5 separate regions of the Homo sapiens genome follow, and regions 2, 3, 4 and 5 are each linked to region 1. Evidence: chromatin loops called from intact Hi-C (ENCODE). Cell type or tissue: B cell. All regions are shown on one strand. Each heading gives the region's core, and the rest is flanking DNA. Links, peaks and the distances in the headings are about the cores only.

The links. Peaks named below come from ENCODE experiments on the same cell type or tissue, not always from the same donor. Only the 100,000 strongest peaks of a DNase experiment are listed, where the experiment ranks them.
Region 2: a loop joins it to region 1, with 4 times the contacts of the local background. A loop is called at or near these places in 8 of 110 quality-filtered maps.
Region 3: a loop joins it to region 1, with 7 times the contacts of the local background. A loop is called at or near these places in 8 of 110 quality-filtered maps.
Region 4: a loop joins it to region 1, with 7 times the contacts of the local background. A loop is called at or near these places in 79 of 110 quality-filtered maps.
Region 5: it touches region 1 in a loop (17-fold over the local background); 66 of 110 quality-filtered maps call a loop at or near these places.

What each region holds. Positions count from the first base shown.
Region 1 is chr12:4,266,867-4,272,832 of GRCh38, forward strand. The region is part of intron 1 of CCND2-AS1 (CCND2 antisense RNA 1); the gene reads right to left. Among named protein-coding and RNA genes, the nearest start is that of CCND2, 3.9 kb to the right of the region's middle. RefSeq lists silencers at 2,513-2,722, 2,733-2,802, 4,317-4,386, 5,011-5,202, 5,187-5,306. In B cell, for the core only: no CTCF peak of the experiment used is centred there; DNase peaks (open chromatin) are centred at 2,175, 2,585, 4,075, 5,295 and 1 weaker place; H3K4me3 peaks cover 4,222 bases; H3K27ac peaks cover 4,086 bases.
Region 2 is chr12:4,198,962-4,204,927 of GRCh38, forward strand. LOC105369612 (a long non-coding RNA gene) reads right to left here and starts at 5,005. Exons shown (of 3, transcript XR_931569.3): 1 at 4,776-5,005. RefSeq lists an enhancer at 3,172-4,073 and a silencer at 5,062-5,356. In B cell, for the core only: no CTCF peak of the experiment used is centred there; DNase peaks (open chromatin) are centred at 2,580, 3,620 and 5,140.
Region 3 is chr12:4,213,104-4,219,069 of GRCh38, forward strand. No RefSeq gene overlaps it. Among named protein-coding and RNA genes, the nearest start is that of CCND2, 58 kb to the right of the region's middle. RefSeq lists an enhancer at 1,986-2,205. In B cell, for the core only: no CTCF peak of the experiment used is centred there; DNase peaks (open chromatin) are centred at 2,288 and 4,168; H3K4me3 peaks cover 1,143 bases; H3K27ac peaks cover 2,691 bases.
Region 4 is chr12:4,115,463-4,121,428 of GRCh38, forward strand. It overlaps LOC124900317 (a long non-coding RNA gene), which reads right to left and starts at 2,757. Exons shown (of 4, transcript XR_007063173.1): 1 at 2,426-2,757. It also overlaps the pseudogene RPL18P9. RefSeq lists enhancers at 1,520-2,514, 2,916-3,045 and a silencer at 2,386-2,435. In B cell, for the core only: no CTCF peak of the experiment used is centred there; DNase peaks (open chromatin) are centred at 929, 1,211, 2,859 and 3,789; H3K4me3 peaks cover 1,256 bases; H3K27ac peaks cover 1,097 bases.
Region 5 is chr12:4,028,363-4,034,328 of GRCh38, forward strand. No RefSeq gene overlaps it. Among named protein-coding and RNA genes, the nearest start is that of LINC03141, 19 kb to the left of the region's middle. RefSeq lists a silencer at 2,800-3,039. In B cell, for the core only: no CTCF peak of the experiment used is centred there; a DNase peak (open chromatin) is centred at 2,999; H3K4me3 peaks cover 1,130 bases; H3K27me3 peaks cover 1,502 bases.

The DNA of each region.
Region 1 (5,966 bases), core at 705-5,704:
ACAATTTGATGACAATGTTTAAAGAAATAAAGTGAACATCCCCCCACACACACTCACCGAAAGAATAAGGAAGATAATTTTTATTATTATCATCATCATAATTACTATTATTACCAATGAAGCTTGAAGGAACTCACCTTTATACATCACAAAGAAATAATTATTTGGTTTACAACTGATGAGACCACAACGAAAGTATGATTTGAGATAGCTAAGAGCAGAAATAAATTTGGATTTTTTTTGCTCTAATTGCACCTTCCACATAAACCCCCTTTGCTCTGGATTTGTGCTTTTTGAGTTGTTTGCATCATGCATAGGTGCAGACTTTGTTTCAAGTTCTTGTAAGAGCAGATGCCCTTATTTAAGGCTGAGTAAAGAGGAAATGCATTCCTTATAGGCATCTACATCCAACTGGCTTGGATTGTCTAGCACACTTACACGAACTACCTATTTTCAGGTCAATTCTAAAATAGAACATATCTCTCCAGAGGTACACATTTTGAAGATTATAAAACTTTACAGTCAACCTGTTTCACATTTCAGAACTCATTCCTTTTAATGCCAACAAAAGAACAACAAGAAAATGATTTTAGAAAAATTTTAAATCTGCCTCCTGAAATTTGCCACAAGGAAAACAAACCAAAAAAAGCCTCAAGAAGAGAACTATTTCTCTGTTTTTTTTATTAATTTGTTTTTTTAAGTTTGGTAAATATGAATTTAGCATGTTATGGAATTATGTTATAAACTGTACTAATAGATGCTAGTAATTCTTAAGTTTAAAGATTGAAAATTAAAATATGAAATATTTATTAGAAATACTTTATATTGCTTCAATTGGCTGCAACTGATACACAGCTGAATAAAACCATGAAATCGAAAGAATATTTAATCACATTGGGAAAGTGGACATTTTTAAGGGGAATGAATGTTTGAATTTGGACAAAATTAAAGTGCTTAGAAAACAAATAAAATTGACTATTGTTCAAAAAAAAATTCTGGTGAGGATAGTCTTGACATTTTACAAAGAATTTACATCTCTAAAGTGCTTAACTTAACCTCCACTACTTAACTGTCTGAAATGAAGGTGAAGCTAAATTTAAAGGACATTTTGCTTTTTTAGTTTTTTAAACACTTCCTTTGGCTCCTTCCTTTTCTTTTAATAATTTATCCTATTTTTTCTACCTTTATGCAGACAAACCAAGTGTCCATCAAATCAGGCACCAAAAAGCAAGCACTCTTAAATACAGTTCACTCAGGCTAATCATGACAGTAATTACTGACATTTTTATTAATTATAGCTCATTTTTTCCCCCAGAAGAAACAAAACCAAGTCTCTTGGGTCAGACCAGCAATCATAAAACGAAAAAGAAATAAATAATAAGTTAAAAATAGAGGGAATGTGTTAAAAAGAAGGAAAAAGTACTGTTCATAACCAAACTGTGTCACCTTAAAAAAGAAACATTTCCACACTTAATATCTGATTCAGACAGAAAGCTTCTCTCCTACTTTTGAAACAAATAATTCCACTTCAAATCCACATTTTCAGACACCCCTAGCTTTCTGCATCTGATTCCTACAACAGCCCCTTTACCTCAAAGAGGTAAAAGTCAGTTCACAGTATTTCTCTCCCAAACATCCCCACTGAAGCTCCTTGTAAATTTCAGCATAAACTCAGAACTGTCACCGTGGGTTTAGAAAATAATGACACATTTCAGCTATAACCCCCCAGATTGAAAGATTAAAAGGACTTTGCCCAAATTTAGGGGAAATGAAGGTGCGTGGGCTCACTCTGCAGCTGCAGTTTTCAGCCCTTGCAGTTTAGAAGATTCTGCATGAGCACGGATGCCACGAGGGTATCCAGCGAGTGGGAAGGGAGTCGCCCTACATGTTTTCACATCGATTTGTAAAACTGTTTTGAAAGGGTATTTCTAGATCCATTTGTTCCAAATGCAGCAAAATTCATCCGATATCGCTCACAATGCATGCACGGGTTATCTTACATGTAATAGCCATCGTATTAACCAACCCAGCTGATACTGAGATGGTGAATGGGGCGGGGGAGCAGGGAGGAATATGTCGCGCATGAAAAACTCCGGGTGTAAAAGTCAATGCAGAACTCACTCCCCGAGGAACCGAAAAAGACATTCACGACTCTCAAGTGGAGAGAGGATAGAAAGTCAAGTGGCGGGGGTCGCGACCAGTGATCGGGATTTCAGTCTGATCTCAGTACCCAGCGGAACAGGACCATAACCTAAAGAAATGAGCTTTTTCCGGAGCAAAGAGCGGCCCCGATTTCAAAGTAGAAAAAATAAACTGCTTGGGGGTGGAAGATGGCGAGGGGCGGGGGGCGGGGAGGGAGGCGGGTCGCGGCGCTGGCTCCGGGGTCCGCGGCACGGCCTCCTCTGCCGCGCTGCCCAGGGCCCGGACCCTGCCCGGCGCTGCGCCCACCGCGAGGGTGCCAGACCCGCCGCGCCGCCGCCGCGCTCTCCCAGCCGCGGCCCCCTCCCCCGCCGCTTCCTCTTGCTCTCCCAGCCCCTTCCCCCACGTGTGGATGACGTCAAAATTCCGCGAAAAAGCCGCGTGGTGGCTCCCCGAGCGGAGGCGCGATTCCGCCGCCCAGCGGCCCCCTCCCGGGGGCGCCTGGAGGGGGAGAAGGGCGGAGGCGGCCGGTTCCTTCTCCTCCCGGGAGGCAGGACCCCCCGACGCCGACCGCCGGACGCCCCCCGCCCCAAAGCTTATTGGAAAATTCACTTTTGTAAAGCAAATGTATTTCCAGAGCTATTTTCGGCCGCGTGAGGCGTGTCCTAAGCTGAATCAGACAGGAAGAGGGGGAAGTTCGGGTCTTTTAATTTTTTTTTTTTCCGAAGGGAGGGGAGTGAGATGCTAGGTGGGTGACAGACGGCAGGCGCTCGCCTTCTTAACTCACGCCTGTCGCATCTGCCGCCTCAGTAATCCAGCCCCGTCCAAGCCGAAATTCGCCGAAGGGAGTGCGGATGCACAGGCCTGGCGGACTCTGCCCCCCTCCAGAACGCAGCGGCCCAGCGCCCCGGCGGGCGCGGCTGCGACCAGAGGGTCCCGGAAGCGAGTGAACACCTGCAATCGCACTGCCCGTCCCCACCCACCCTGCTCCCCCGTGCTCTCCGCTTCCCGACGTTTTCCTCTTCTCCTTGTCCGCATTTTTCTACTTTGCCTGCACTCCCTCCTTCCTCTTGATGTGCCTCCTATGTGTCCCCTCGGATTTATGTGTCCCCTCGCATTTTGCCAGTCGGGTTTTCGGTTTTGATTGACCGTCCATCCCTCCACGGAGAAACACAAACACAGCTCCACTCTTTGGGGGAGCCGAGGGGAAGGCAGTGGCTCCCATTTCTGAGCCTGAACTCAGTCACTACCCGCTCCCCACCTGGCCTAGGCGCCCCTGCGCGGAGAAGGCGGGACTCGAACTCGCGCTGCTCCCGGGCCTTGAGCCGACCGCGGAATCACCTGGCTGGGAGGCATCCTCCAGGTAAGCTTGGGAGTATGTGTGCTTAGTGCTGCAGGCTCCTGCAGAAAAGTGCCTATAAACACCCAACACCCTGCTGCACCCTCCACCTCCAGGCTTTGTACACTTTCCAACCGAAACTCCAAAACGCTAGCGTAGAGGGTGGGGAGCCGGCCGGAAAAAGAATAAAAGTCCAATAAAACTGGCGTTCGCTAAAGTTTATCACCAGTCCTACATGGGATATATATATATGTATTTTTTTTTCCGTGAAGGGTGAAAAGGAGATAAGGAAGAACCAACAATCTACCCCCTCCCGCCGCCCCCCACCCCCGCGCCACGGTGATCAGTTTGGACTTCAAAGCCAGAGCACAGGCTCTTGCGCTTTTTCTTGAAACCGAAGTCTACACTGAAAGAAAGTGTGCACTTTTGCCTAGAAGGCAACATGCGTTTTCCCGCGTGCTAGGTGGAGTGCATTTTAACAAGACATTAGGGTTTTAACACATGGCTGGAGTGGCGACCAAAAGGGAAAACTCAGTTTCCAGTCCAAGCCTCCTAGAGACATTCCTGCCAACCTCCGCACCCTCTCACGCCCCACCCCACGTGTGAGAGTCTGCAAAACCACCGGGGATTGGATTCGATGGCGAGCTTCACGCTCGGGAACAGTCAGTAATCGGAAGGGGAAGTGGACAGGGGAACTTCAAGAGGCGAGCCTGCCACGCGGGAAGCGCCCGAACTTGCGGGTCTCCATGAATGCAGAGGGCGCCGGGAAGGGGGGGCATCCGGCCGCGACCCTCTCTGCCCCTCCCATTCGCTGCCCCCCTCCCCGCTGGAATTTCTCTGTAAAGCAAGACGGAGTAGGGGGAGGGGGAGAGGGAAGGGGCGAGAGGGCCCTCGGCTCACTCCCGAGACGTGAGGACTCGCCACCCAGGCATTCTCCTCGGGGTGGGCTGGGCCCCGGGACGACCACCCGCTTCTTCCTCGCCCCCGCTGCCCCCACTTCGGGAGACCCAGAGCTCTGGATGCCTTTCCCCGGAGAAGGGGGGGTGTGCGGAGTCGGGGTGGAAGAGACCTTGCTCGCAGAGCTATATCAAGTGATGTCCAGAGGCTGGGAGCCCCGGCGGCCTCTGTCCCTTGCCTGTCGGGTTAGATTTATACTTTAAAAATACCTCCCGCCCTCCCTCCTTCTCTCGCCTCTCCCCGCTGCAACTTTCTTTGATCCGCTCAAAGGTGGCTTAGGTGAAATTGGAGTAATTCCCTTATGGGGGTCTTAAAATGTAAGTGAATGTCCTTATCCGGGGTGACTCAAAAGCTTAAGTCGGGAAGCCCAACGTGACTAAAACCAATAGGTGATTGTTCGGGGCCGACTGTGTGCGGGTGTACACGGTATTCGGCCCGGGTGTCATCCGCGGCGCTGGACTGTTTCATTTTGAGTTTGCAACTTGGGTTTTTCAGCGAGCTTTTTTTCTTCCTGAAAGCTAATGGCTTCCACAGCAATTAGACATTTTCCTCGCCCGCCCCTTCCCTCCCCTTTCTTTACATATAGGAGATGGGATACTCATTCCCGCTGCTATTGATAAGGTCGGAGGCGGCCGGGCCTCTCCCCAGCTTTCGCCCGCCCCAGCGCCCGCTCTCCCTCCGCCCTCCCTTGGCTTCCTTTTGATGTAGTGGGGAACGCGTCCTACTAAAAAAAAAAAAAAAAAAAAAAAAAAAAAGTAATCTGCCCGGTAACAATCAGCGCGCAGTAGCAGGAGCCCCAGAGCTATTGGCTATGCAAATAGAGGGAGGGGAGACGGCGCCCCAAACTCTTCCTCACCCTTTTAAAGCGATATCCCCTCCTTTCCCCCCCACCACCCCTTCCGCCCCACCCTCGTTTAAAGAGGCTGGCTCCGGGGCCTGAGTTAATCGCTTGCACCTCTAGTTTATTCGCTCCCCTCCTCCGCCTTGCAGGGAACCTAGTGTACGGCTCACCCAGCCCGCGCCCCACCCCGCCTTGCTGGCTCTCCGCGCCCCTGCCCGGGCCCCCTCTCTCGGTGAGGGAGGCACTCAGTCGGCCTCGGTGTGCCCAGAGAGCTCGAGCCACGCCATGCCCGCTGCACGTGCCAGCTTGGCCAGCACATCAGGGCGCTGGTCTCTCCCCTTCCTCCTGGAGTGAAATACACCAAAGGGCGCGGTGGGGGTGGGGGGTGACGGGAGGAAGGAGGTGAAGAAACGCCACCAGATCGTATCTCCTGTAAAGACAGCCTTGACTCAAGCATGCGTTAGAGCACGTGTCAGGGCCGACCGTGCTGGCGGCGACTTCACCGCAGTCGGCTCCCAGGGAGAAAGCCTGGCGAGTGAGGCGCGAAACCGGAGGGGTCGGCGAGGATGCGGGCGAAGGACCGAGCGTGGAGGCCTCATGCCTCCGGGGAAAGGAAGGGGTGGTGGTGTTTGCGCAGGGGGAGCGAGGGGGAGCCGGACCTAATCCCTCACTCGCCCCCTCCCCCTCCCG
Region 2 (5,966 bases), core at 436-5,435, 68 kb before region 1:
TCTAGGTCAGTGTTTTCATCCAAAATTACAAGTTTGGGTTCCTGGCATAACTCTTTACTTACTCATAATATTGTTGTTGTTCAATATATGTTTCTTATACATCAATATTTGCTGATTGGCTGCCTAAATGAATTAATTAACAACACATACATAGTAAAAACCGGTTGAGGAATGTGTTGCAAACAACTTCAATCAAGATCGCCTTAATTATTATTTATTTAGTATGTATTATGTTCCAGGTCCATTACATACATTATTTTTAATCTTTACAACAAATATGCGAAGAAGATATTTAAAAAGAAGATCATTTGCCCAAAGGCATACAGCTTTATAAGTAATGGAGACAGGATCAGAACTCAGTTCTGGCTGATGCCAAAGACTGTTCTTCCACCACCGTGCTTCCTTCTAGCTTTTCAGGATATGCTTGTCCACACAAACGTGGGTCAGCTCTGTTCTTTCTACCATGGGTGTCAAATGAAATTAATTTTTGCCATCACCCTAGCTTACAGTTTTCCATTTTCTGCACCAGTAGGCACGCAATTATTTGCAAGAATATAGAACACTCAGTAGGGGTGAGGTGAGAAGAAGCCTCCCTTTTGCAGATAGACAGGAAGCAGGCAGTGGGCATTCAGTATACTTTTTACCAGGTAAGTAGACTTACAGTGGAAGAACTGCTTAAAAGAAACAGGCCAAGATAAAAGGGGTTTCTCATCCCCTTTGCAAATGATGTTCTCTTAGCACTTCCTAACACACTGAGCAGAGGCCAGTCTTTCCATCTTTCATATAACAGATTGTTCAGGCTTTGCCTCTCTGGTGAAAGGGGTCCCGTGAGGTTGAATCTCCTATAAGGGCTCTCACACCATCTTATGCTCCCTGAATCACTGGACGGGACACAGATTGGGCTAGCGTGGAACAAAGGATGCACAGAGGAGGAGAAGGTGAGGAAAGCGGGGAGGAAAAGGGAGGGGTGCAAGATTCCACTCGGAACCTAACGCGTGGTTATCCATCAGCCTCTGTCCTTCCTGACTCTGGGTTGTTTACAAAATCCTCGCCCTGGTGTGCACTGGGCTGCCTCAAATAGCCCTTGCTCCTTCCTTTAAGGAGGCACTGCTTTTGTTATAGCAAAATCCAAAAGCCTTAACTTACCACCAGGCAGGACACGGCCAAAAGCTGGCCTGGGGAAGACGGGACGAACTCGCAGGTAAATTAAACACCCGCCCAGTGTGGAAGCTTTCTCTGAATACTCCCAAAGACATTCTCCCCTCCCCTATGCCTGCCCCACACTCTTCATGTGAGTGAATCTATCATAAGCATGGGGTGGGGGAAATGTGAGTGCTGGGAGCCTCGTGAGGTGAGTGCCAGCAATTCTAAACAGGAACGGGGAAGGACTGCGGTAGACAAGCCATGAAGCCTTTAAGTCACTTCACGGTGATCTGTATATCCCAGCAAAGCCTAGGCCCCATTAGGGAGTCTTTTAGGGAAAAGGGTACTCCTGTCATCCCACGTGCTCATTCATGAGTGAGGGCAGATGCGGGGAGCCGCACTGGACAGCAACCAAGATGGAGAGCCGTGCGGTGCAGCGTGGTGCCCTCCCGTAAATTCCACCCGCGCACTCCAAGGTTCCACGGCACACGTAAACCATCTGCCCAGCCCTGAGACACCATCTCACCTGTTCTGTGTATATGCAAGTTCCGCTCCCCCCTGTCCTCAGCACTGGCCTCTAGTCCATTCTCCATCCCCATTCTACCTCTCACAAAATAAGTGTGTGCTCAGGGAATGGAAATGCATTGAAGAAACCTTGAAGGAAGGAGCTGAAGGTAGGTCCGCTGCCTACCTGCACCAAGAAAAACAAACAACTCTTAAATATTACTAAGGCCATGACCCCTGATTAGGGATGCAAATGCATCTCTATTGACCAAGGTTATAAATCAATGTTTAAGAAATTAGATCATTTGGCAGATGTATATTTAGATGAACCGTGTTGTAGACCCTTTTGCACAGTGGGACCCCATCTCCCCTAGTACATCTTGACGCTGGGTAGTCATGGGTGTGGGGCACCGGGAGCTCCTGGTGAAGGCAGTCCTGCCTTTCCCCTGCATGTCCACAGGCCAACTGAGCTGCAGTGGATGGGGTTTGGTCCAGCATCTCTCGTAGATTTACTTTTTGCAGGAGCTTGAGCTGGTAGATCCCAAAAAGTATTTGCCTCCAGCATATTCTCCCTTGATTTTCACAGCTTTCTGCATTTCAAGAGTAATGTAACTCATGGGAGGCTGATTCACTGAAAAGAGCTCAGCAAAGTCTGGTTTGTGAGAGCCATTTGATATCTAAGAGGCCTTTCTTTCCTCGTCTTCTGAGCCCATCTACTCCAAACCCCAACTCTGGCTGGAAGTTGGAGAGGCAGAACCCAAAGCAATAGCAGGGAGGGGAGCCCAGGCACCATGCAGAGGTGGATTTAATCCTCCGAAATCACCCATGATTCTTTCCCCATTCAGCAGATGAGAGCATCAACACTCAGACAGGGGCAGCACCTGCCTTACAGTTTGTAAGTGAGAGATCTGCCACCGCACTGCCACACACCCTGGGGAGCAAACCGCTCAGCCCCAAGATGCCAGCCCAGGCTATGCTTCACTTAGTGGCTCTTTTGAGCTTCCTCCTTCTGAAGCCCTGCACTAGCAGGAATCCAGAGGGGTCCACTCACAGTTACCCTGCAAATCAGTTCCGGTTCAGACCCTACTGTTGGCATTGAAAGCTTGCCGTGTTCTTAAACACTGGTCCTGGTGGCTTGGGGAGTAAGCGGTGAAGTTGAGAGGGACGCAGTATATAATACCGCCATGAGCCTTCGAAGGAGCCTCAGTGGTCTCTCACCCTGGGGCCACATCCTGCTAGGCTTCAGGTTCCCTGGTCACCAAGTCTCCTTCCCCCCCACCGACAACCTGCAAGGTAAGTTGATACAGATATGTTGCTGCCAGGGGCGACGCTGTTCCAGATTGCATCTGAAGGCAGAACCAGGGGTCAGGGGCTGCAATTACAGCCAGAGGTTTTAGATTAGAGAGAAGGGCTTCCTGACAAGTTGCTAAACTCAGCGGGTAATTAGGGAGAGTTTACAGAAACTCTTTCCCAGGAAATATAATCCCATCACCCTACTTAGGAATAGTCTCCCTAGGAGGACAAACCAGAAAGTTTCAGGCTTTTCAACCTAGAAAGACTATGGACGTGAGTCTCGTGAAATGAAGCGGGGTTGATGGGGAGTTCTAGCGGGCGAAATCAAACCTGACCTGCCTCCTTTACAGACTTGCCAGGATAAAAGGAGATAACATCTCTGCAAGCATTTGTCTACTGTTTGGTGCCAAGGCGAGGATGAGGGATTTTTATTGTGCGCAGGAGCTGGGGTCTCTCCCATGAGGCTTTAAGGAGTAAATAAATGCAGCATCGCTTTACACAGAGGGCAGCAAACTACCCAACTGAGAGCAGTGTGGACTGAGGAGTGCAACAGGCTCCAAACAAAACTTTAAGACAATTCACCAATATCAGGGGCTTCCAGGTTAAAATCAAGGGACTCCACTGTGGCTTAACGCCACCAAAAAAGTTGTCACGATCATCTCCATTGTCATCCGTTACTCTTCGTATATGCATTTTGCACATTTTCTCATTTGATCCTCATCACACTTCTGGAGAGCAGCTCGGGGAGGTATAACCCCATCCTACCAATGAGGAAGTTGAGGTTCAAAACTGGGTTGTGTGAATTGCCCAAGGTCACATAACCAGCAAGCGGTACCACTGCTTTGTGTAACTTCAGGTGGAGGTCAATGCCTTTTCCACTCTGACTTTGCCCACTCTTGCGATCAATTCCTTCATTCATCCATGTGTTCATTAACTCAACAGATATTTACTAAACATCTTTAAAACAAAGGAAACAGCAAACTGGAACATATTTTCTTTCCAAACTCATTGTGAAATTGGGACATACTCCAGGAAATAGTAACATCATTTTGTTCCCTGGCTCTAAAAACACTTAATCTCATCTCGTTGTCTGTGACACTTCTTACTAATAGCTGACAAGGTCTTAACAATTTGCCCCATCCGTTTGACCCCATCTTCTGCCACTTCCCACCTCCTTCTCTAGATCCTGAGTACACTGACCTTTCAAGTCCTCAGTGACACCAACTAGGCTGCTTCCTGCCTCAGGGCCTTTGTGCATGCTATTTCCCCCGTGCATACATGTCTGCACCATTCGCATAATTCAGGTCTGAGTGCCGCCAATGTCATATTCCCAGAAAGGATTTTCCTGACCTGCTTCATCACACACAGGCCCTCCCCATCACAGTACTTTTTATTTTCTTCATGGAATTTATTACTTTCTAAAATGTTCATATTTATATTTAGTTGTTTGCTATCTGTATCCCCTTGCCCCAGCCTCAAATTCCAGGAAAGCAGGGGTCTTGTCTGTCTTGCTTGCTGAAGCAGGCACCTGCCCCATGTTTAACATATAATAAATAAATATATTAATTAATTAAATAAAATCATGAATTATTGGTCAAAAGTATTTATTACATTACACTTGATTGCACAGTACAATTATTGTTATAAGCTATAGATTAAAAACTTTTTTTTTCTTAATTTGCACTGAAATCTAATTGCAAGGAAACTGCGACTGCAGCAGTAGGTTAAGTTCACACAGAGTACATACCCTGGATGGGAATACTGCTCCCTTCAATCTGTGTTTTGTTTGTTTGGCTTCAATTTATGGACGCAGTTTCTTCTGCTTCCAGACTTACCTTGGAACCTCCAGTCCTTAATAAATGCTGAATATGGAGAAAGTTTCAGTAAGTTGTGGCCAGTGGACAGCAGTCCACTTAGGAGTCATCGTGAAGTTAAAAATACTGACAGGTCACAGAGGGCTATGGGTGTCCAGCCAAAGCTAAAACTTCTGTCCCTAGACTCAGAACTAGACCTGCAAGAAATGAAGCTAGCTTTAGCCCCTTTCATCAGCTGTTTTCTTCATGGCTGGCAGCTTTTCCTCAGTTACTTCTTCTTTTCTCTTTCTTATTTCCCTCTTTCCTCATTTCACTTGCTCTTGCAAAAGGAGCTTTAAAAAAAACCTTATTCACATTAAGATGTAAATGACTGTTGACTTCCCAGGTGTCCCTGCAGACTAAAAGAGAACCCACACTGAGGAATAAAGCCACAGAGGGATTCCAGGCATGCAGAAGCACCTGCTTAGAAGGCTCTGCCCTGCTCCTTCCTGCTCTAACTCTTAAGTGTCTTGAAAAAAGAAAGACCTTACAGGCCATCTAGCCATGTTGACGAGCATGGAGACCCTGAATCTAAGGAGCTGATAACAATAAAGTGTTGCATGGCCTGAAGATAAACCTGGAGGGACCTTCAAGGTACGTGGCTGGGTCTTCCTTGCAGCCACCACTCTGCATAAAATTTCCATTGGCAGGTGTATCTCACAGGCATTTGGCTGCAGCACTCTTAACTCTTCTCTTGTCCCAGTGATATGGGCTGTAATCACAGACAATGAGTGTGGGTTTAAGGAACTTTCAGGAAGATAATCACTCATTTACAAGGCACCCTCTTTATAGTTGCAGTTACAGGGGGAGGACCAGCACCTGCTTCCTTGCTGTGCTTTGAGCTGTGTGATATGACTCCAAGAACACTGTAATAAATACATTTCTATTTATCGAAGCGTGCTTTATGTAATGCCCACAACTATCCTCTGAAATAGATATTGCTATGACCATTTTCAGCTGAGAAGAAAACTAAAGCTCATGGAGGTAAACTAATTTGCCCAAGTTCACATAGCTGGAAATAGTGAGGCTGGGATTCCTTCTGACTCCGAAGGTCTTGATTTTTCCTTTAGTTTCTGTCTTCACGTTTGCAGGTCATAGTAACCTACTGTAGAATGAGCTCATAATTCCCAATAAAAGGTATGCAATTACATTTTTAATTTCCTGAATGAGAAG
Region 3 (5,966 bases), core at 273-5,272, 54 kb before region 1:
CAAAGCGCTGGAGGTACCTAGTGCCTGGATGAAACTAGAGACATGGAGATATTGCACCCAATAGGACAAGGATGAATCCAGCCCACAGGCCACCAGAGAGGAGGAATACAGCTAAGTGGCTGAGGGCATGGATGCTAGCAGCTGGCACCAGCGCTAACCAAGGGCTTATCAGGACAAGGGAGGCAGCTCCCCTCCATGCCAGCCAACTGCACTTAGGTGACGATGCTGAGGATTTCTGCAGTCTAAGTTACTCTGAAGCTTGGGCAAATTGTTTTACTGCCTTCAGCCTTAGTTACCCCATATATAAAATGGGATAAGTGACACGTGTTGTTAAAGTTCACCTTTCATCGGACCCCAAAATGATTCTAGAGATAGAGAGCAGATTAGGGGTCGCTTAGGGCTGAGGAAGATGGGGCTATAGGAGGCTGATAGCTAAAGGGCACAGGGTTTCTTTCTGATGTGATGAAAAAGCTCTAAAATTGACTGCGGTGATGATTGCATAACTCTGTGAATATACTCAAAAATCACTGAATTGTACACTCTGAATGAGCGAGTTGTATAACACGTGAATTGTATTTCAACCAAGCTGCTATTTTAAAACACTTAGCTCAATGAATCATTGCAAGATGAATAACCCATGTAACCATCACCCAAGTCAGGAAATGGAATATTCTAGAATCCCAAAGTCCACCTACCGCCTGCGAGGACATGTATTTTTTGTTTGTTTGTTTAGTCTCCTGTCCCCAGAAATCTTATGGCACATCTCTGAAATAGGTCATTTGGTGTGACTGGTATTAACTTCCACTGGGTCTGCAAGGAAACATGGTGGCCTCCCTGGTGATCCTTCTCATGAAACACAGAGTTCATTCCTAGCGTCCTATTTTAAAAGGGATACTGGCAAATCTGAGCCCATCCCAAAGGTGTGTGAACAGATGAGGAGATCTAGTGTTCACATGAACAAAAGCTGAGGATCCAGGTCCACATAGCCTGGAGAAAAGATTTCTGGGGGACCGAATTGTTGTCTTTCCATAGTAAAGGGTTACCACATGGAAGTGAAGGCACCTGTGCTTTGTCACCCACAGGGCAGATCTAGGAAACAGGAGATGGGGCAGTGCCAACATGTATAGTGTCCAGCATTACATATGGCACGTGACACACAAATACCACCAGAGTCATTTATCAAGGGCCTAGTACATGTCGGGCTTTGCGTGTTCTCTCGAATCCTCACAAAGACCTTGTCAGATGGGTATAATAATCCATGTTTTGCAAAAGAGGAATGAACTGGGAGAAGAAGATTTGCCAATGGGGACAGATGAGACAGTGTGGCCCTCTTAGGCGCCAACATCTTTATCCTGCATTAAATGAACATGCAAGCTTGTCCAACAGACAGGCATCAAAGGCTGTTTAGAAGAGAAGGGAAAAGAAATGGAGAGGGAGCAGGGGACCTCCCAAGCTCATTGCAGGTGTGTCCCTAAGAACTCCAGAGGCCCGGCCAGGTACAGTGGCTCACGCCTGTAATCCCAGCACTTTGGGAGGTGGGCGGATCACGAGGTCAGGAGATGGAGACCACCCTGGCTAACACGGTGAAACCCCGTCTCTACTAAAAAAATACAAAAAAATTAGCCGGGCGTGGTGGTGGGCGGCTGTAGTCCCAGCTACTCGGGAGGCTGAGGCAGGAGAATGGCGTGAACCCGGGAGGCGGAGCTTGCAGTGAGCCGAGATTGAGCCACTGCACTCCAGCCTGGGCGACAGAGCAAGACTCTGTCTAAAAAAAAAAAAAAAAAAAAAAAGAAGATGATGATGAAACTGAGGATTAGGAAGGTTAAGCGACTTGCCTGGACCAAGATCATCAGCTGCATGAACCTCTTAACAAAATGTTGGTCTAAAAAGCTATGTCAGGCTTATTCCTGGTTCCTCGTCTAAGCTGCTGTGACATTCTTCACACACGTCACCCTTTCCCTGGCCTTAGTTTCCCAATCTTTGGGCATGGGGCCTGAGCAGAGGGCTGTATAGCGGCTTGAGCAAGTGGTCTGGCGAGAAGAAAGTGCCTTCTGAAATTGAGTCTGTTCTGTGGCAGCGTTTGGGTGGAGCCCCCGATTTTGGCCCAAATTGCGCAAATAGTTGATCATAAAGAAGATTAAACAGACAAGTGAGATTTGCGCCGGTGGTCTCAAGATGGGACAAGTTTGTTCTAGATTTGAAAGTCATGCTTCAGTGCTCCAATGTAGCAAATTTTCTGTCCCTGGGGCTCTGGGGAAACCCTTGTGTAGTATATTTGCTTTCAGTTTCCTTTGACAGAGGTAGGGAGCTGGTGAGTGGGGGAAACATGCCCTTTTTCTAGGATCCCTCAACGCTTAATAGACGTGCAATCACCATCATCCAGCAAGGGCGTTGACAGCTTCTCAACTTCTGAACATTCACCCAGCAACCCGCGCCATGCCCCTGCGGTCTGGCCCTTGTCCAGCCTGCTGAGCCTTCTCTGTCAGAACCTTCATAAAAACAGGAACAGGATCTCTGACGGCCCAGAGGCTAACTCTGTCTCCTTTCTTGCCCGTTTTACTCTGGGCCCTCCCACGTGCCCACCAAACGCTGAAGGGAAGATTTTCTTAACTCAGTAAATGGCCACACATGTGTCTCGCTTCTGCAGTTCTGGCTTGGAGAAGTTTAATGTCTCGGGGCTGGAATAGCCTTGGAAGTCCTCAGGTTTATCCCACTGCCTCTGGGTTGACCACGTCGAGAGCTCCCCAGGACTCTCTGCCTCCCCATGTTTCTTAAGCCCACATCTGTGCAGAGCTTGTGGATCCTCAGTCAGATCAACCAGTCAATCTCCAAAGCTGCTCACCATCTAGTGCCACTGAGAGCCTTAATGCAGATATAGATGATGACCTGGTAGCTCACATGTACTACCCAGGGCTTTAGAGAATATTCAAAAAGTGCAAGTCCTTGTATGACTCAGGATGTGTCAGGTAGGTAGCTCCCGGGAGACAGAGAGAAGGCGGGTAGCCCCTCCATTGTGTGTTTAGCTCTTTCAACAATCCCTTGTAAGGTCTGTTAAATTATCTTGAGCACACAGCTCATTTTCTCAAATAAAATCTGTTCACTTTAAGGAAGAGAGATGCTTTATCTTCCCTCCTATTATTCCTGGCATCAAACCTAGCAAATAGTAATAATAATAATAGCTATGAGTTATGACTGCCTACTCTGTTCCAGACACTGCAAAAGGAACTGTAAATACATTAGCTTACCTTACCTTGACGAGAATTCTATGAGTCAGATATTGTTACCATTTGAAAGACGAAGAATGAAGGATCAGATTCATTCAGTGACTTGTTCCATCCTGACCTTTCAGCCTATAGCTGATGGAATCAGCATTCTAACCCAGGATAATCTGAGAAAAGGCTGGATAAGTCAGGATAAGCCAAGCTATGCTGCAGGTACAAGTAAACTCTAAAGTTTCCGTGGCTTTGTATAATAAAAGTGTATTTTTCACCCACGCAAAAGTGGTTGCAGATCTGAGTGCATCTCCAGGGTAGTTTTCCTCCTTGTGGCAGCTCAGCTACCCTTCCCTTTTCCCACCCCAACATGGGGCCTCTATTGTCAATCTACCTGAAGACAAAGGGCTGGAGCTTCACGCAGGGGCTTCCATGCTTAGGGCTGAAGATGACCTGACTGTATCACCACCAAACACATTCCATTAGCTAGTCATTCACAGGGCCCCACCTAACTTCAAGGAACCTGGGAAAGTAGACTTCTCTGTGCCCAGGAAAGAGGAAAACCAGGTATGGAGAAGCCCTAGTAATCTCTGCTACAAAAGCCAACATGCTTTCTACCATGCTAAACTGCCTCTAAAACTGAAAATAAAAAATAAAGTATGTTCTAATGACATTGCCACTGAGGTTGTCACGTGCACACAAAAGACTGGAGTGGGTGAGTTGGGGAAGATAGAGGAGCCGTTCATGCTGTAGACAAAACGCAAGACTTTTTGGTACATCAAATCAGCCCCCAAATCCCCGACCTAATTAGTGCCCAGACAGAGGAGCTGGACTGCCCCCATCTTTCCTCTCAGATGGATTTCCAGTCTTCTGTGACTTCTTCTTATCAAGGTGCCCCTAATATTCACTGTAACAGAACCTCCCACATATACACCACTCGCTGCTGGGGTGCACAGCAGAGAGAGAGGAAGTTAGGAGGCAGGGCTGGCATATGTGACACTTCGCATACATTTTCTCATTTCATCCTTGCAGCAAACCCACTTGGTGTAGCTCTTGGTAGTTTCACCCATTGAATAGTACAGGAAATTGAGACTCAGAATAATTAAATCGCTTTTGAAAGGCCACTTACGGGGACCTTCTCACTCCAAATGGACTTTTCTCACTACGACCATGTCAAATTTGCCCCCGGTCTGTTTTATTTACTTAAGTGGATCTCAGTCGCATGGAAATGGATTAATCATAATACTTATTTCATTCTGCACTCCTATAGTTGCCCCATGCATAACCCTACTTGATTGTTTGGCTATTGTTTTGAAAAATGTAACACGCTCCTAGAAACATACCACCCAACACATGGTTCTTCTTCATCCCACTCTGCCTGCCTCTTCCATGCACTGTAATTAACATACTACATTTTAGATGCATCTTTATCTTGCTTTCCTTTTATATAATTTCATTTTATTTATTTATTTATTTATTTATTTTAGAGACAGAGTCTTGCTCTGTCACCTAGGCTGGAGTGCAGTGGTGCAATCATAGCTAACTGCAGCCTCAAACTCCTGGGCTCAAGCGATCCTCCTGCCTCAGCCTCCCAAAATGCTGGGACCGCTGGCAGGCACCATCATGCCCAGCTACTTCTAATTTTTTTGTAGAGATTAGGGTCTCACTATGTTGCCTAGGCTGGTCTGGAACTCCTGGCCTCAAGCAACCCTCCCATCTCAGCCTCCCAAAGAGCTGGGATTACAGGCATGAGCTACTTTGCCTGGCTGTTTTATTAATTTTGAACACTGTAATATTTCGTTGTGTGAAATACTACAAATAATGTTTTCAGCTACTCTCTTATTTTTGCTATTGTGAGCAATTGCTATGAATGTCTTTTGCTGTGTGTGAAAAGGTTGTTTATGTAACCAGGAGTGAAATTGCTGTGCAATAAGTATGTGAACATTTTTCAAAATGGTTGTAATCATTTATACACCCTTAAGGAATGAGAGATTTGTGGATTTATTCATACATCTTCTGCAACATTTGGTTTGGTTAGACTTTGTAACTTGCCAGTAGAATTAACACATTTCCCTGATCACAATGAGGTTGAGTATCTCTTTGTTTATTAACTATGTGTGTTTCCTCTTCCGCAGAAGACCTGTCCAGGTCTCTTAATGATTTTTCTATCAGCTTGCTTATGTTTTTCTTATTGATTTCTAGGAGTTCTTTATAATATTCTTCAAACTAATCTGTTTACAAGTTGTCTTTTCTGTATATTCAAGGCATTACATGATGTTCTTTGCTTTAATACCTCTAAGGTTAGCACTTTCTGTTTTGAGAAACTCTTCTCTGCTCCAAGGTTTAAAAGATATTTGCCTATATTTTCAACTAAATTTAGAATTTACAGCCTGAAGTTTAAAAATTTTAGGTTTTTTTTTTGACAATTAAGTCAATCTGGAGTTGTTTGTTTTTATATGGTGTGAGGCAGGGAATAATTTTCATATTTTCCTTATAGATAACCTTTTTTTTTCAGCTTTATTTATCAGATAGTACACAGGTCTGTTTCTGCATTCTCTATCCTATTCCATCAGTCAATGTGCCCATCCTGTGGCGCTGCCACAATGTCTTCATTACTCAGGCAGTGTGTGATTAGCCTCTTGTGGCTCTGTTTCCCCCAAAATTGGCAATGATGTTATCTCTCTCTTTAGAACTTTATGGTTCAGATGAATTTCCTTTTCTCTCTGACCTACTCAATTGTAATCTGACACTTGT
Region 4 (5,966 bases), core at 474-5,473, 150 kb before region 1:
TAAATGTCATGTGCTTCAGTCATCCTGAAACCACCCTTTCCTCCCCTGCCCCATTCATGGAAAAATTGTCGCCCACGAAACCCATCTCTGGTGCCAAAAAGGTTGCAGACCACTGCCTTACAGAATGTGGGCAGCCTAAAAGCTAAGCTGGTGAGACTGGGACCAACAGGTATCTCCAGATTTGGGTTGTCACTAACCCATCAGGGACTCTCTCAGACACCCTCAGCAGGAATGGAGAGTGAGGTGGCCCAGGCGCTTAGAGACACAGAGAGCGAGCCAGAGGAGCCGTTAGGGAACAGGGACGTGGCACAGGGAAGAAGAGTAAAGGAACCTCAGTCATGCGGTAGCGGCTTGAAGACAGGGCGATGAGTAGGTGCAGGCATTTGCAGAGAGGGGGCAGTAATAGAGGTCACGAGGCTGGAAAAGCCTCCAGTGGGCAGAAACCAGGAGGCAGACGGGAGAAAAATACCACAGCCACGGGAGAAGCAGGGTGAGAGCAAACTGAAAGGTCTGTCTGCAGCATGGACAGTTCCAGGGTTGATTTTTGTCCCTTCAGCTGCAGTGGCCTCCATATCATCCATGGGCAGCCGCCGCCCACCATCTCAGCATGTTTTGGCAGGTGCATTTTAAAACGAGTTCCTGGCATCTTATAGAGATAAATAGGGTAGAAAATAAAAGAAAATAAAAAATAAGACATAGCCTTTACCCTCAGGGAGCTTAATCTCCGGTTCTCATAAAAGCCGAGCTACTACAGTACACACAAAAATCGGAGTCCAGTGACTAAACTCGCGTGTTTTGTAATTGAGCAGAAATGGACTTAATTCCCAGCTCTGCCATTTGCTAACTACGTGATCTTAAAAGCATTTCCTGACCTAAGGCTCCACTTCCTCATGTGTAAAAAGGTCACAAGGACAGCACCTGCACAACCAGGGTGCTGGAAGGATTGAGGGAGGCAGAGCCTGCAGGGCTGGGCACGCACCTGGCATGTGAGGCTTCGGCAGACGGCAACCTTTATTACCCAAGCTCCTTAGACCAACAGGCATTTCCTCTGTCCACCTGCATTACTATTGTGTGAATTCGGATTCCTCAGGTGCTGCTGTCCTGCAGGAATTTGGCTCTTGAAGCAGGAGAGGGAGAGGAGACCAGGGAAATGGGGACAGCTACTCCCGGAAGTTATCACAGGGGAGAAGGGCTCAGAGCCCAACTTAATAAAAAGAGCATTGCATCAGTGCTTCCTGGGGCCCACTGGCATCCCCTGTAAGCTGCACATTCCCTCCCCAGCCAGGCCTCTGCTAGCAGCCTCTCTGTGCTAGAGGAAACCTAGGGACAGGGACCGCTCCAGCTGCAGGCAAGTTCCTAGAAAGTCCAGTGGAATGGATATCATTCCTGTACTGTGAGTAATCGGCCCAAACAAAGCCCACTGGTATTTCCGAGTCCATTCCCAGTGCCCAGAGCTGGACCCAGTAGCTCAGCAGCTGCAAGGAGTGGAATGCAGTTCTCTAGCATGCTGCCCTAGATTCAGCCTTGGAGAAAGACTCCTTGCCCCAAGCGGGGAAGGTGCTCTGAAGGTCATCTCGTCTATGCTCCTGCCTCTGGGCCCAAACATTGTAAGACACAGGGCTTGGAAACCCCCTGTAGCCCAAGTGTGGGGACCAGGGAGCCTGCATGAGGATTCTAAGGATACAAGGTGGAGTCAGGAAAAGGATGTCCCTTTCTCCGTTGCCTCCTTGAGCTTCCATTAGAAGGACTTGCAGGAGAGGGGAAAGAAATCAGGAAAAGAAAAGCTGAGCCTCCGTGGTGTCTCTACCCCGACTTCTCTCCTGCTCCTCCTTTGGTCTTGGGGCAGGCCAGCCCTGTCTGCCTCCCATCGCTTTCCTCGCTTCTGGGCCACTAGTCTGTCACAGTCACCATTTCTGGAAGTTCAGAGATAAAGCTATCCTTATCCTTTCGGAACAGTGGCACCTGCTTTGTCAGCTCTAGGTGGTAGGGGTTTCCCTAACTGGGTTGCCGATGAGCCCGGGTCATTCACACTGGGGAGTCAGGTCTTTGGCCTTAGCTCACTGGGTCACCCCAGTGGTTGTCCCAGGGAGGTCTTATTGCCACCTCTTGACAAATGAGGAAGCTGGGGCACAGCAACATGAAGTGACTTTTGCTCAAGACCCTTCACCGGTCCTTCCACTGCCTGGACACACCCTGCCAGGCATCTCGAGGCTGATTTTCAAGGGAACAGAAACTTCCACCGCTGCCTGTGCCTCGCCTAGCTCCCACCCAATACGAAAGAATGGCACACTTATAGGTCACACGCCCCAGTTCATTGCTCCCTAGCTCCCATGGGAAAAGGCATAAAGTGTCCTTTCCAAAATGGTGACTGTCATTTCCCCCAGCCTAATTTAAGGCAGGCGTGAACGTTCCCCAGAGAGTTCACCTGGGCTGTCCTCCTGTGCAGTTGCTGTGCAGAAATGTTTCCTCCGTGTGCATTGCCTGCTGTCATTTCTTGGCTTTTCCAGAGTGTAAGCTGTGGTCCTGGGTGAATAGGGCAGTAGGTAGGGTTGGGGGTTCAAGGGTCAGTGGCCCTCAAACCTGGTACCCTGTGAACACCCTGGTCATTTTGAATTTACCGGCTCAGGAAAGAAGATTCCTTGCAAGCACACAGTTGCCTGTGGTCAGAGGGATGATCTCAAAGTGCTCTTAGTTCCTGGGCCAGCAGCCAGCTGCCTTGGATGGTCAGAAGGTGAAATTTGAATGCTGGTGAATGGGAGAGCGGAAGTTCAGCAAGGCTGAGTTAAGCCCATTCATGAAAAAGATCTAGTCTCACTTCCTTATTGCCAGGAGTTGTGTGTGAAGAGTGTGTGTGTGTGTGTGTGTGAGCACGCGCATGCACATGCACGTGAGCTTGATTACTTTCTGCCTCGCTTCTTCCTCCACCCCTACTCTTTTCTTTTTTTTCTCTCTCTCTCAAAATCTTAAGTTCATCTTCAGGAAACTGCCCAAGAATGTGTAGCCGGTCTGTGGTTTGCTGAAAAAAAGAAAGAAAAAGAAAGAGACAGATTCATACAAAAGCAATTCTCTCTCTTTCACCCTCTCTCTCTCTGTTTCTCTCTCTCTCACACACACACAGTCTCTCACACACACTCACACTCACACACACACACTTTCCAGGTTGTGCTGCATGCACCTCCCCAGCTGTTCTCCCATTCAGTCCTGTCTGGCTTAGGGAGGTGAAGTCATCTCTGGGTGGGAGATCATCCCGGTCAAAGGCGGGGTGGGGGAGCCGTCATGGCTGACCCACAGGGAAAAAATTCACTGTTACCCAGTTAGCTCCCACCTCAGTGGACCACATGGTGCTTCTGGCAGGTTGTGCCTATGGCTAGTGGCGTGATTCCCAAGTTAGTAGAAGGCTGCTGTGTGGCAGGTACCCTCCCCTGTTATCTGTGAGATGGAGGTGATCATGATATGGGCTCCTCATGGGTTGTTGCAGTGATGAAGGTGAGGCACACAAGGTCCTTAGCACAGCATGTAGTCACAGGTGATCTCACTGAACATCTCCGGGGCAGGGGGCTCACCACCTCCAGGGCAGCCTGTTCCATTTTCAGCAACACAGCAAAGAAGCCACCAACCCTGCTGGGCTTGTCAAGTCTTGGGAGGAATCGAGGCACTTCTTTTGACTTTAGAAATAGAAACCGAGATGCTGACCAAGAAAAAGTATGCACCCAATGCAGTTTGACCTACCCAGATACACAGGGGCCTCACGGACATGTGCCTGAGAAAGAAGACGTAACTCAGGGAAGGATATGACACCAAAGCCCTCAAAATGATTAACTGGAGCAGGTGATTTTGAGCCCTCAGTACTTTCAGTTGTTACTCTCAGACTCTGACCAAGAAGTGCTTACTGGGCACCCACAATGATTTCAGAGTATTCTGGAAGGAGTGCACCTGTCCTTCCAGCTGAGCCTCCTCCGTGGGTGCGGCAGGTAGAAGGGCATATAGGTGCTTTCCCCGCCTGTAGCCAACATCCCCTGAGCTGTTGATGCCCTGTGAAATCTCTGTGAAATCTCTTTCTCGCTGATCCTACACATTTGGAAAGTGCTGTCATGACAATTATTACTCACAAAGTTCTCTTGCTGAGGGAGGATGGTCACTTGGCATGTATTATTCTCCCCATTTTACAGACATGGAAACTGAGACCCACAGAGATCCTGGTGGTGTAGTTTGAAGCTGCTGGAATTCTCCAAGCTGCTCTCCCTGCCTTTTAGGCTGTTTCTCCTAGTGGTGCCGGTGACACAAAGAGCTGTTCTTATCCTCTCCTGTCCTGAGTTATTATGCAGTGAGTTGAGTGGAAGTTTCTAACCACCCCTCAAGTTCCCTACCAAGGAACTTAGGGAGGTGAAGTCATTTCTGGGTGGGAGATCATCCCTGTCAAGGGTGGGTGGGAGATCATCCCGGTCAAGGGTGCGTGGGAGATCATCCCGGTCAAGGGTGGGTTGGGAGATCATCCCGGTCAAGGGTGGGTTGGGAGATCATCCCGGTCAAGGGTGGGTTGGGAGATCATCCCGGTCAAGGGTGGGTTGGGAGATCATCCCGGTCAAGGGTGGGTGGGAGATCATCCCAGTCAAGGGAGGGTTGGGAGATCATCCAGGTCAAGGGTGGGTGGGAGATCATCCAGGTCAAGGCTGACCCACGGGGAAAAAATTCACTGTTACCCAGTTAGGTCCCACCTCAGTGGACCACATGGTGCCTCTGGCAGGCCGTGCCTATGGCTAGTGACGTAATTTCCAAGCTACCAGGAGGCTGCTGTGCAGCAGGTACCTCCAGGTAATGGGCCATCCCACATCCATGCCCTTGGTTTGCCTTGACCCTGGCTTTGGCAATGTGATTAACATCCATTGGGTGCCTACTAGAACTTCAGGGAGTGGACACGGAGGCTGCAGACCCCAGGTGGAGAAGGATGGGCTCCCAAATAAGGATTCTCTCTCACTGCCTTCATTTCCTTCCCCCTCCCTTCCCCTGTGTCCTCAAACCATCCATCGATAGTGAAAGAGAGGAAACATCTGGTCTGGGTTCCGCACCTCCACCCTGTGTTGGGGGGCTTGTAGGAAGAGATGGTTGGAGGTCTTGGAACCTTGAAATAAACCAACGGTTCAGCTGCCATCCTCCCCACCCACCATCCTGTCTTCCTCACCCCACCTTAATATCAGCCATCCTCCTAGCAACAGCCTGCACCATGCCACCACCCAGCAGACAGCTGCTGCTGCCAGTTCCAGAAACTAGAGAGATCCATGACCAAAGTGAGGCTCCAGAATGTCTCTGTCAAGACAATGGAGATACTGATGGTCACAGGGCCAGAGGGCAGTGACGGGGGATGGGACCTGGGGGACAGCTCTGCACATACTTCCAAAACTCCATAAAAGAAGTCTTCCTCCAAACATCCTCTTCTTCCTTCCCTCACTGATCATAATGAACTATTTTTTATGGAATATTCCCTCCATACCAGGCACTTAAACAAATTATCTTGTTTAATCATCATAATGGCCCTACAGGGTCGGTATTCATTCTCTTCTTACAGATGGAGTCGAAGCACAGAGAGGTTAGTAATTTGGCCAAGTTCATACAACTCAAGTGGCAGAGCTTGGATTCAAATCTTATCAAATTTCAAAGTTCAGGCTCTCAGCATCAACAACAAACTGTCTTTCTGATGCCTCCTCAATCCTTTGTCTCCCAGATAGGCATACCAGGATTTAAGCACCATCTCCTAACTACTGGTTTCATTCAGCTGTCCTCTTCTTCCTTCATTCATTCACTTCAATCACTCATTCATATACCAAGTAAAAGACTTACTATCTACCATGTGTGCTAAACATTGAGAAAGAACAAAATATTGTAAACTCCGTTCTTCTGCTAGAGATGTGATCATTTGGGAAGCATGATCAATGACACAGCGGAGAGAGTAAATATTCCCAGACCTGAGA
Region 5 (5,966 bases), core at 406-5,405, 240 kb before region 1:
TTTGGAACTATACCAAAGTCCTCATGTTCTCCGGAGCTCTGCATGATTGGTTTGCCTCCTCTTTTCCTTTCCTCCTGTCTCTCTCCGGCGTGGGTGGCTTTCTCTGGTTCCTTGAATGCAGGATCCCTCCTGCCACAAGGCTTTAGCACACGAATGCACTCACCCATCACTCAGTTCAGTGCATGATTATGTGTGAATGTGTGATTGCTAGATTGGTGGTTGTTTAATTGGGTGGACTGATGGTTACACCAGCCTTTTCCTTATTGGAGAGTAAGCTTTTTGAGGACAGCAACCACAAGTTTTGTTCCCATTATAGTCCCAGTACTGGAAAGGTGCCTAGTGCACAGCAGATGACCAGTAAATATTTGCTGAATAAGTGAGGGAATTCTTCACTTCATACATTCTTCACTGCTAGAAAGCATTCAGGCCAGATGAGGAGCATGAGGCTTGGAAGGACAGTGACTTGCTAGAGGGGCAAGAGGGAATGGGAGGGAATACCTAGGACCCGTAGGGGTGAAGGCAGGCTAGCTTCTGAATCACAGCTGAGGGGATGATACCTAGAAAAGTTTCTTGCCATGCGTAAAGCTTCCCTGCCTTAGCATCTTCCTTTAGAGATAACTATGACTGGCACCCAGATCACATTGGTAATTCAAAGAAACAGCAGTATAAATTTTATTTATTTATTTATTTATTTTTTTAGAGGGAGTTTTGCTCTTGTTGCCCAGGCTGGAGTGCAGTGGCATGATCTCGGCTCACCACAGCCTCTGCCTCCCAGGTTCAAGTGATTCTCCTGCCTCAACCTCCCGAGTAGCTGGGATTACAGGAATGCGCCACCATGCCTGGTAATTTTGTATTTTTAGTAGAGACGGTGTTTCTTCATGTTGGTCAGGCTGGTCTCAAACTCCCGACCTCAGGTGATCCGCCCGCCTCGGCCTCCCAAAGTGCTGGGATTACAAGCCTAAGCCACTGTGCCCCACCTAACAGCAGTATACATTTTAAAAGAAATTTATTTTTTTGACCAAGTTTTGGGATGCATTTTTTAGTCCAATAAAAAATACAGGCAGCTGGGCATGGTGGCTCACACCTGTAATCCCAGCACTGTGGGAGGCTGAGGCGGGAGGATCACTTGAGCCCAGGAGTTCGAGATCAGCCTGGGCAATATGGCGAAACCTTGTGTCTAGAAAAAAATACAAAAATTAGCCAGGTGTGGTGGGGTGCACCTGTAGTCCCAGCTACTCGGGAGGCTGAGGTGGGAGGATCACTTGAGTCCAGGGAGCTCAAGGCTGCAGTGAGCCATGATTGTGACCACCACTCCAGCCTGGGCATGGGCAACAGTGAGACCCTGTCTCAAAAAAAAAAAAAAAAAAAAGGATGTGTGCGTATATACATATATTCACACACATATGGTAGGTATACATCTATATATACATGTATCTGGTAGGCTAAGCCTACCACATATCAGAACAGACACCAAAATAAACAAAATATCAGAAAAGATGACCAAAATTCTTAACTAAATGGACAGTTTGGATACTGCTCCATGGTAGAAAAGGCTGTACTGTGTAGCTAGTGTTCTGTAGATTCTGGAAAGGAAATCTCTTGTTTACGATTGTGCTGCTTAGCTTATAATAGATACACCATAAATATTTGTTGAATGAATAAAGGAATAGAACTTTCATTGGTATGGAAAGAGTCCTGAAGGGCAGGGGCAAAACCACAGCATCTAAAGTGCTAAAGCCATCTGTTCTAGCAATTTATTTGCTATTTCTTGGAAGGCCTATTATTTTATAATCCAATTTCCTGACAGAAGTAGAAGCCCATAGGTTCTAACACCTTTGGCTATTTGAACCTAGGTAAGTTATCTAACCTGTCTCAACTTCCACCACCTTATCTGTTAAATGGGTATGATAATTCTTTACTTACCTGGGGATAATTTAACTGTTCTGATGGGGTACAAAATAGAAGTGGCCTCTGTCCTTTCTAGTGGAAGAGATAGTAAGCAAATAAAATTAGAAAATTACAGCTTTTAACATAGGCATGATGGAAAACCGCAGGGTGTCACGTGGGAGTAGCAGTGGGACCTCATTCAGATTGGGGCACAGGGAAGGCTTCACTAGTAAAATGCCATTTATGCGGAGACCTGAAGGATGAGTTAGGAATTGGCCAAGAGATAGTGAAGGAAACAGCACGCGCAAAGGCCTGAGGCAGGAAAAAGCTGGGGGAGAGGGGCAGTAATTTCAAGCAGCCCAGAAAGACCACTGGGATAAAGCTGGATGGAGAGGGACAGAGATGCTCAGAGGTACTAAGGTGGGGGAATGACATGATGCCATTTACATGTTGAGAAAAGCACTTGGGCCGCTGCGTGGAAAATCGTTTGGGGCTGAAGTATAAGAACTGGATCTCGGTTCTTACAAGAACCTGAATCTTAGCGCCAAGGACTCTAATGATCCTGCTCAAACCTCTCATTTGAAACACGAGAAAAAAACCCCAAAACACCAGAACTACAATTGTGAGAAGCCTTGGCCAGGATCGCACGTTAATCTGGTTGTAATGTAGCTGTGAACTAGGGTCTCTGACTGCTCTTCCGCGATTTATGAGCCCGTGCCCCCCTCCCCCCGCTGCCTTCTGCAATGGTGGAGTGGCCAGGAGATGACTGCCGGGCGTCGGAGTTTTGAGGCAGGCGAGGGTGGCTCGCAGGCCAGGCTCCTGCGGTCCGGGGAAGATGCGCAGCAATGCGCCTCCAAGCCGGGCCCAGGCCGAGCGCCTCTCGCCGCCGCGCACATTCCGGAGGGGGACCGCGGGGCTCAAAGGGCCTGCGGCGTAGGTGGCTCAGCCCTTTCCTTGGCTTTCCCTCCAGGGCCATACTTGCCGAAACCCACTGCCTGAGCCTCCCGCCCGCCCGCCGCGCCCCCGCCCGGGGCCGGGAAACGAGCAGGGACAACTCCCCGCCCGCGCCTCCCCGCGCCCGGCGGCCCGGCTAGCAACCCAGAGGCGCGGCGCTGCGATTGGCTGCGCGGGGGAGAAGGGGCGCTGCGCTGCTCCAATCGCCGGCCGCGCCCGGAGGCCGCGCCGCCAGGAGGCCGCGGACGCGTGCTCGCATGCCTGTGGTATTTGCTCAGAGGGGCATGACCACTTCGGGCAAGCCTTTAAATGTGAGTCAGCTTTCGGCCGATCCCTGGGAAAAATTCCTTCGGTGTTGTCAGGCAGGGTTCGCTAGCTGCAGCTTTTTTTTTTTTTTTTTAAACAATTCAAAAGGGATAATCCCGCTGAATGGGGAAAGGCATTCGGACCCCGTCTCCCCGGAGGAGAGGCCGTGGGCAGTGCCGGGGGCCAGGCCTCCCCGACTCTGGGCGGCCCCGAGGGGCTGGTTTTCTGGAGGGTCAGGGCACCTGCCCTTTCTTCCCTGCGCCCTCTCCCCAACTTCAGCAGGGCACAAAGGGCCGGGGGGCACGTAGACCGCGGGGCGAGCAGTGCCCCCTGGAGTTGTGCCCGGTCCCGGCCTCCCTTTCTCCCCTCTCTCCGCGCTTCTGCTCCTGGACCCGGCCTGGGGAAGCCGAGCGGTTCTAGGTCATCTCTCCACCTCCCTAAGCTTCAGTTTCCTCATGGGCGAAGGGGAAGGCGGACAGTAGAGGAAGTGAGCTGGCCTGGGAGTGTGGAAACTTGGCGTGTTCTCCCAGCTTAGTCTTACTAACGTGCTTGGGCAAGCCCCTTCTGCACTCCCGGCCTCAGTTTCCCCATCTGTAAGATGAGAGAGCCGGTCTGGAAGAGTCCATGAGTGTAGTGACATCAGGCGATCGCGGTACCCCTTCCTGGGGCCTGTGGGCGCGGGGTGGATAAAGCCCTGTGACTTGCCCGCCTGCTCCTGCACAACTCCATAGCTGCTCCCCCAGGCCACCCAGCTTCCCCTCCCAACGTCATCTTAGAGACGCCCAGTAGGCAGGATTGGGAGCACCAAGGGGAAAGAAGACCAAAAAAGGCCGAGGGCTGAGGGAAGTGAGTTGGGACTGGAGGGGTTTATGTGCAATTTGATTTTAAACGAACATCTTGTGCAGAAGAAGAGGCAATTTGGCACCTGTTACTGGTGGGTTAATAGCTTAGGCACTCTTGGTAATGGGGATACAATACTGTGAAGACCAGATTAGCCGACTGTGGCAGCAAATTATGAGTTGACCGGAGGCTGGGTGCGGTGACTCGTTCCTGTAATCCCAGCACTTTGGGAGGCCGAGGTGGGTGGATCACCTGAGGTCAGGAGTTCGAGACCAGCTTGGCCAACATGGTGAAACCCCGTCTCTATTAAAAATACAAAACATTAGCCGGGCGTGGTGGCAACTGCCTGTAATCCCAGCTACTCGGAAGGCTGAGGCAGGAGAATCGTTTGAACCTGGGAGGCGGAGGTTGCAGTGAGCCGAGGTTGCACCATTGCACTCCAACATGGGCAACAAGAGTGAGACTCCGTCTAAAAAAAAAAAAAAAAAAAAAAAAAAGAGTTGACCAGAGAGATGCCATAGAATCTCTGCGCTTGGGAATCTTTGAAAGATAAGGCAGGCACCACCCTCCCTCCTTTGAAGGGCTTTGAAATCCAGGCAGAGTGAAACTCTTAGAGCGCTCTGAATCAAGAGACCATTGGAGCACTGGCTACTTCTGTGTGTGAGAAGTGTGGTTTGGTAAAAAAGAGCATTGCACTGTGCTGCTAACACAGGGGTGTGACCTTGGGCAAGTCACTTGCCTATTCTCAGTCTCCTTTTCATCTGCAGCAGGATGAGGGATTAAGCTAATTGACCTCTTAAAGTCCCTTACAACTCTGACACTCCACGATGAAATGGAATAATGTGTGAGTAATTGCTTTGAAAACTGCATAGCACTAGGGGTCTTTTTGTTGTTATTTTTATATAGATAAAGGTGACCTGAGAGTTCATTAAACTCTGAAACTGGTTGTAAATCAGGCCATCCACAGCCTACCAGCTGAGATTGCAACAGGGCATTTTTTGGCGACAGGTTTCTCTGGCCTGTGAATCAGTATTATTTATTCTGTTTGTACTGTCAGTTCCTGCCCTGGTTTTGTAGCCTGAGGCAGCCACTCTTCGCACTCTGCCTTGGTTTCTCCACCTCACTTGCCTTCTCCAACTTCTTGTGATTCAGATGAATCATGCTATGCCTTTGCCAAGCTTGGATCTCCTGGAAACAGGACTGCAAATTTGGAGGAAGAAAAACGAGAACCAGATTGGTTTGCCACAACTAACTTTGACCATTCTCCTTTTTCCTTCTCTGTGATCTTCCAGTTGTATGGGGGGCTCTGGGATGTATGCAGATGGGGAGGGGGAATAGGCTGAAGATTGAGAAAGAAAAAGGCAGGTGCCAATCATAAAGGAAAGGATTTAAAAATGTATTCCTACCAATTCAGAAATAGGGAAAGACATCTAAACCATCAGGAGGGTCAGATGATCATTATGCACTATACAAAAAAGAGTTCCTAGACTGGAAACCTGGTGCAGAGTTTAGTTCTGCTTGGGCAGGTCAGGGTAGTCTTCAGAAGGGGGTGATACCTGGGATATTTCTAAGGAGAAAGAGCAGTTTTTCTTGTAGTGAGAAGTGCATCTAGCCTGTGGGTAGGGCCTGAGCAAGGCAGAAAGTGAGACTGTGTAGTGGGGCTTGCGTCTCCTAGGAAAGGCCAGTCGCCAGGTGTGTTGTGAGCTCAGGTGAAGATGGCAGAACTGGAGCTGGAAGGCAGAGTTATAAATGGTTTTATCTGTCCTCTTAAGAAATTTGGACTTTATTTTGTAGGAAATGGAGAATAGCTACAGTCTTTTGAATAGGTGGGAGAGATCAGTGGTAGGAACATTGTTTTTCAAACTTCAGGTTATACAGGGAAATTCAGGTCATGACTGACATTTGAAAAATAGAATGGATGAGAATAGAATGGAATAGAAAAATATGAAAATCTGTGTGTGCTGTAAGTATTGGTTCAT